2 separate regions of the Homo sapiens genome follow, and region 2 is linked to region 1. A link is an interaction called in ENCODE POLR2A ChIA-PET data of the cell type or tissue named here. Cell type or tissue: IMR-90. All regions are shown on one strand. Links, peaks and the distances in the headings refer to the core of each region. The heading gives the core; the rest is flanking DNA. Region 1 has its middle 4.6 kb from the start of PTPRS-AS1. Region 2 overlaps PTPRS (protein tyrosine phosphatase receptor type S).

What was found. Peaks named below come from ENCODE experiments on the same cell type or tissue, not always from the same donor. Only the 100,000 strongest peaks of a DNase experiment are listed, where the experiment ranks them.
Region 2: POLR2A ChIA-PET joins it to region 1 with 12 read pairs; 4 of 35 experiments call an interaction of 5 or more read pairs at or near these places.

What each region holds. Positions count from the first base shown.
Region 1 is chr19:5,171,741-5,174,644 of GRCh38, forward strand. No RefSeq gene overlaps it. Among named protein-coding and RNA genes, the nearest start is that of PTPRS-AS1, 4.6 kb to the right of the region's middle. RefSeq lists an enhancer at 924-2,123 and a silencer at 2,205-2,396. In IMR-90, for the core only: no CTCF peak of the experiment used is centred there; a DNase peak (open chromatin) is centred at 1,591; H3K27ac peaks cover 362 bases.
Region 2 is chr19:5,267,755-5,270,658 of GRCh38, forward strand. The region is part of intron 4 of PTPRS (protein tyrosine phosphatase receptor type S); the gene reads right to left. Among named protein-coding and RNA genes, the nearest start is that of PTPRS, 72 kb to the right of the region's middle. RefSeq lists an enhancer at 1,158-1,658. In IMR-90, for the core only: no CTCF peak of the experiment used is centred there; no DNase peak of the experiment used is centred there.

The DNA of each region.
Region 1 (2,904 bases), core at 174-2,673:
ATACTATTTTTTAAATTCCACGATGGCCATTTCCCGTCAGTGAGAGGGTTGATTTGATGTTTAATCTTTTGCGTTTCTACATCCATCTAGCTCAGCGTCAGTTGCTGAGATCTGGGTCAGGGGTCACACCCAGCTTTTTCTTCTCTTACGTTTGATGTTGATAAATGAGAAAAACCAGGTCAGGTGTGCTGGCTCATGCCTGGCATTCCAACGGTTGAGGAAGCTGAGGCGGGAGGATCACTTGAGGCCAAGAGTTTAAGACCAGCCTGGGCAACAGAGTAAGACTTCGTCTCTACCAAAAAATCAAAAAGTGAGCTGGGCGTGGTGGTGGGCACCTGTAGTCTCAGCTACTCAGGAGGCTGAGATAAGAGGATCACTTGAGCCCAGGAGTTTGAGGCTGCAGTGAGCTACGATCACACCACTGCACTCCAGCCTGGGCGAAAGAATGAGACCCTGTCTTTAAAAAAAAAAAAAAAAAAAGGCCTCATGTCGTGGCACATGCCTGTAATCCCAGCACTTTGGGACGCCAAAGTGGGCAGATCGCCTGAGGTCAGGGGTTCAAAACCAGCCTGACCAACATAGTAAAACCCTGTCTCTACTAAAAATACAAAATTAGCCGGGTGTGGTGGCACATGCCTGTAATCCCAGCTACTTGGGAGGCTGAGGCAGGAGAATCGCTTGAACCTGGGAGGCAGATGTTGCAGTGAGCCCAGATTGCACCACTGCACCACTGCACTCCAGCCTGGGCAACAAGAGTGAGACTCCGTATCAAAAAAAAAAAAAAAAAAAAAAGAGAGAAAGAAAGCCGAGTGCGGTGGCTCACGCCTGTAATCCCAGCACTTTGGGAGGCTGAAGAGGGCAGATCACAAGGACAGGAGATGAGACCATCCTGGCTAACATGGTGAAACCCCGTCTCTACTAAAAATACAAAAAATTAGCCGGATGTGGTGGCGGGCGCCTGTAGTCCCAGCTACTTGGGAGGCTGAGGCAGGAGAATAGCTTGAACCCAGGAGGTGGAGGTTGCAATGAGCCAAGATCACGCCACTGCACTCCAGCCTGGATGACAGAGTGAGACTCCGTCTCCAAAAAAAAAGAGAGTGATGGGGCTCACACCTGTAACCCCAATACTTCACAGAGCTGAGGAGGGAGGATCACTTGAAGTCAGGAGGTTGAGGTCAGCCTGGGCAGCATAGCAAGACTGTCTGTACTAAATTTTTTTTAATTAGCTGAGCGTGATGGTGCATGCCTGAGTCCCAGCTACTTGGGAGGCTGAGGCGGGAGGATCGCTTGAGCCCAGGAGTTCAAGGCTGCAGTGAGCTATGATCACACCACTGCACTCCAGCCTGGGTGACAGAGCAAGATCCTGTCTTAAAATAAATAAAATAAAAATTTTCTAAATCCTGCAAATAATCTTATCGGAAGCATTTAGATCGAATTTTTAAATATACTCCACAGTGAATCATCCATTTCTGTCTCCAACAGGAAAAGAAAATCATGATGAATCAGCGAAAGGTCACACCCTTGGTGACTGAGCCATTTGTGCAAAAGCTTCATTCTTTTCCAGAAACCCCAGTTTGTCCTCAGAGTTAAGACTGTCAGCTCCAAAGGGATGGCCCCAGGCTGTGCTAGTAACTGAAAACCTCCCCACGACACAAGCCTGAAATAACCGCTGTGGGTGTGGGTGGTGTTATTGATGTCACAAAGAAATATCATCTCAAAACTCATGTTTCAAAAATGCTTGTGAGGGCTGGGTATGGTGGCTCAGGCTTGTAATCCCAGCACTCTGGGAGGCCAAGGGAGGTGGATCACTTGAGGTCAGGAGTTTGAGACCAGCCTGACCAGGTCAGGAGTTTGAGACCCAACATGGTGAAACCCCATCTGTACTAAAAATATAAAAATTAGCCGGGTGTGATGGCGCGTGCCTGCAATCCCACCTACTCAGGAGGCCGAGGCACGAGAATTGCTTGAACCTGGGAGGTGTGGGTTGCAGTGAGCAAAGATTGCCCCAGTGCACTCCAACCTGGGCAACAGAGCGAGACTCCATCTCAAAAGAAAAAAAAAAGACAAAAACAGGCCAGGAGCGGTGGCTCACGCCTGTAATCCCAGCACTTTGGGAGGCTGAGGCGGGCGGATCACGAGGTCAGGAGATCGAGACCATCCTGGCTAACACGGTAAAACCCCGTCTCTACTAAAAATACAAAAAATTAGCCGGGCGTGGTGGCGGGCACCTGTAGTCCCAGCCACTCGGGAGGCTGAGGCAGGAGAATGGCGTGAATCCAGGAGGCGGAGCTTGCAGTGAGCCGAGATTGAGCCACTGCACTCCAGCCTGGGCGAGACTCCGTCTAAAAAACAAACAAACAAACAAAACACGTATAAGCACCTTTTTCCAGGAATGCCAACATCCTTCCAAGGGAAAAGAGCAAAGTCTCGTCACCACGGTCCAGCTTGTCCTACAGCTGATGAGGGTGATGGAGCTGCTGTAATGTCTGTCGTTTTCTTCACTGGAAGATGAGAAGATAAATGTGGGCGGTCTTTGCTGAATAAAGCAGTGTGGGATTTGTGGTTCCCGAGCAAACTGTGTTTGGGTAGCAAGGGCCCTTTCTGGTTGCTCCCCAAGCTGGTCGCCTTTCTGGACTGACCCCACCCACCCTCCCCAAGTTACTCTGTGGCCCCCAAAACAAAGTTTTTTTGTTTTGTTTGAGACGGAATCGCACTCTTGTCGCCCAAGCTGGAGTACAGTGGCGCGATCTCGGCTCACTACTACCTCCGCTTCCCGGGTTCAAGTGATTCTCCTGCCTCAGCCTCCCAAGTAGCTGGGACTACAGGCACCCACCACCATACCCAGTTAAGTTTTGTATTTTTAGTACAGATGGAGTTTCACCATGTTGGCCAGGCTGGTCTCAA
Region 2 (2,904 bases), core at 167-2,666, 96 kb after region 1:
AAAGTGACAAATCGCAGTGCTGTTAAGACCAAGAAATAGGCAGCTCCTCTGCATCTGGTAGGAATGCTGGAGTGGAGGGGGTAAAGGGCCGCAAAAACAGCCCTGTAGCTGTATTTATTAATAAAGTTTTATCAGCCGGGCACAGTGGGTCACGCCTATAATCCCAGCACTTTGAGAGGCCGAGGCAGGTGGATCACGAGGTCAGGAGATCGAGACCATCCTGGTGAACATGGTGAAACCCCGTCTCTACTAAACTACAAAGAAGATTAGCCGGGCTTGGTGACGGGCACCTGTAGTCCCAGCTACTCGGGAGGCTGAGGCAGGAGAATGGCGTGAAGCCGGGAGGCGGACTTTGCAGTGAGCAGAGATCGCGCCACTGCACTCCAGCCTGGGCGACAGAGCAAGACTCCATCTCAAAATAAATAAATAAATAAATTAATTAATTAATTAAATAAAGTTTTATTGGCACACAGCCACGCCCATTCGTTTCTCAGCTTTTCCAACACAATGGCAGAGTTTTGGGTTGTTGCTGCGACAGAGACCGTCCAGCCTGTAGAGCCAAAAATATTTACTTCCTGGTGGTCTGGAGAAAAAGTGTGCTGCTTCCTGGCGTAGACAATGTTTCTGTTTGTTTAAAGAATACACATGTATTTGCTTACAAAGGCCCAGATGGGACATGGGGCTCAGGGGTGGGTGGCCGTGGACAGAGGTGGGCAGGAGGCCACCATCTTGGGAGGAAACTGAGCCCCAGGCAAGCAGCAGGAGGGCAGGAGGCCAAGATGGGGCAAGGGAGAGGTGGGCAGGATCCAGGGAGGGGAAGCCAGAATCAATCCCTGCCTCCCCAGGATTACGAGAGAGCGGCAGTTCCAGCTCGGGGGTCACTGCTTGGATGGGAAAAGCCCCAGTGGAAAGCCCTGAGCACTAACAGCATCCCAGGCGCAGCGCAGGCAACGGAACCTGTGATCTCCTCCAAGCCTTTTCCATAGAGGGGGAAACGGAGGCACAGGCAGTCACACACTTGTCCCAGGTCATACAGCCAGCATGTAGCAAGGATTTGAACCCAGGCCTGGCTGAGCTCAGAAGAAGCTGAGCAGGACCGGCTGCAAAAGCCCTCCACTCAACCAGGTCTGAACCCATCGGGGCCCTGAAGGGGGCATGGCTGGATGCCGTCTGAGGCAGTTCAGGCCTCTTGTCCATCCTTCCTGGGCCAGGGACCTGGACGACCTTGAAAGTGGCTCTGATTGGCTACTGATGACATCATCGGAGATGAGGGCCAAAATGACTGGGCCTCACTCAATTGGTCTTGGTGCCCACAGCTGGGTCTGTCGGCATCCCCCTGTGTGTCTATGCATGCTCGTGTGCCTACGAGGGAACCCTGTATTTCATTCATGCGTGGGTACATGTGTGCCGCATGTATGTGCTCACGCTTGCCCGTGCCCACGTGTCCACACGTGAGCAATTCCCGTGTGTATGTGGCCCCGCAGGGGTCCCCATAAGCGTGTGTGGACAGCAGCCAGCCAGGGTGCAGGGGGAGGTCTCGGCCGCCTGACGCTACCGAGAACACCTAATTAAACAAAAACGTACATCGCGAACCACACTCTGCCCAGTTCCTCGGAGTTTAATTAAAACAACAGTGCAGGAGGCGTGTGTGGGGTCCACAATCAGATGGCAGAGGAGGAGGAAGGCAGGGAGTGGCCCTGGCAGTCCAGATGGTCCCCCACCAACTGCCAGGGACTGGCCGGAGGTGCCCGGAGCTCAGGGCTGGTGGCAAGGTGGGTGGGATCGGGTCAGGGTATCCAAGGCCCCGGGCCCCAGCAGGAAGAATGAGCTCCCAGCCCAAGCAGGCCCTTCCAGGCAGCCGGAGAGGAGAGAGAAAAAGGGTGTGGGCTCGGCACGGTGGCTGACGCCTATAATCCCAGCACTTTGGGAGGCTGAGGAGGTGGATCACCTGAGGTCAGGAGTTCAAGACCAGTCTGACCAACATGGCGAAACACTGTGTCTACTAAAAATACAAAAATTAGCTGGGCGTGCTAGTGGGCGCCTATAGTCCCAGCTACTCAGGAGGCTGAGCCAGGAGAATTGCCTGAACCCAGGAGGCGGAGGTTGCAGTGAGCCAAGATCACGCCATTGCACTCCAGCCTGGGTAACAAGAGCAAAACTCCATCTCAAAAAAAAAAAAAAAAAAAAAGAGTGTGGATGGGCGCAGGGGGCATTTTTTTCCCAGACTCCGGGGGACCGGGCAGTTGATGGCTTCACAGCTTGTCCTTTTAATACCCTGAGTGCTCAGAGTGCAGGCTGGCTTGGGGCAAGAGAAGGCAGGTTGTTCTGTCCCAGCCTGGGAAAGGTCAGGGCAAAATTATCTGCTAGGAAGAGCAGGGCGGGCCACGGTGGGCCTGACTCCGCCCCCGCTCCTTCCTCCATCCCCCAGCAGGATGGGATCCAGGACCCACGCAAATGAAATTGTGGGGTCTCTTGTTAGAAAAGTATTAAGACTTTCCAGACCACAATAGCGAGCTTTTATCTTTTCTTCCCCCTCCCCCCCACCCCCCTTTTAGAGACAGGGTCTTGCTCTGTCACCCAGACTGGGGTGCAGTAGCATGATCATAGCCCACTGTAGCCTTGAACTCCGAGGCTCAGGCGATCCTCCTGCCTCAGCCTCCTAAGTACTTGGGACTATAGGCAGGCCCCATTACACCAGGCTAAGTTTTACATTTTTCTTTTTGTAGAGACTTGGACAGTGAGGCATGGGGTCTCTATGTTGCCCAGACTAGTCTCAAACTCCTGGGCTCAAGTGATCCTCTTGACTTGGCCTCCCGAAGTGTTGGCATTACAGGTGTGAGCCACGGCATGTGGCCAGCAGCAGAGCTTTAAAAAGCACGGGGCCTTTCTTTTTTTTCTTTTGAG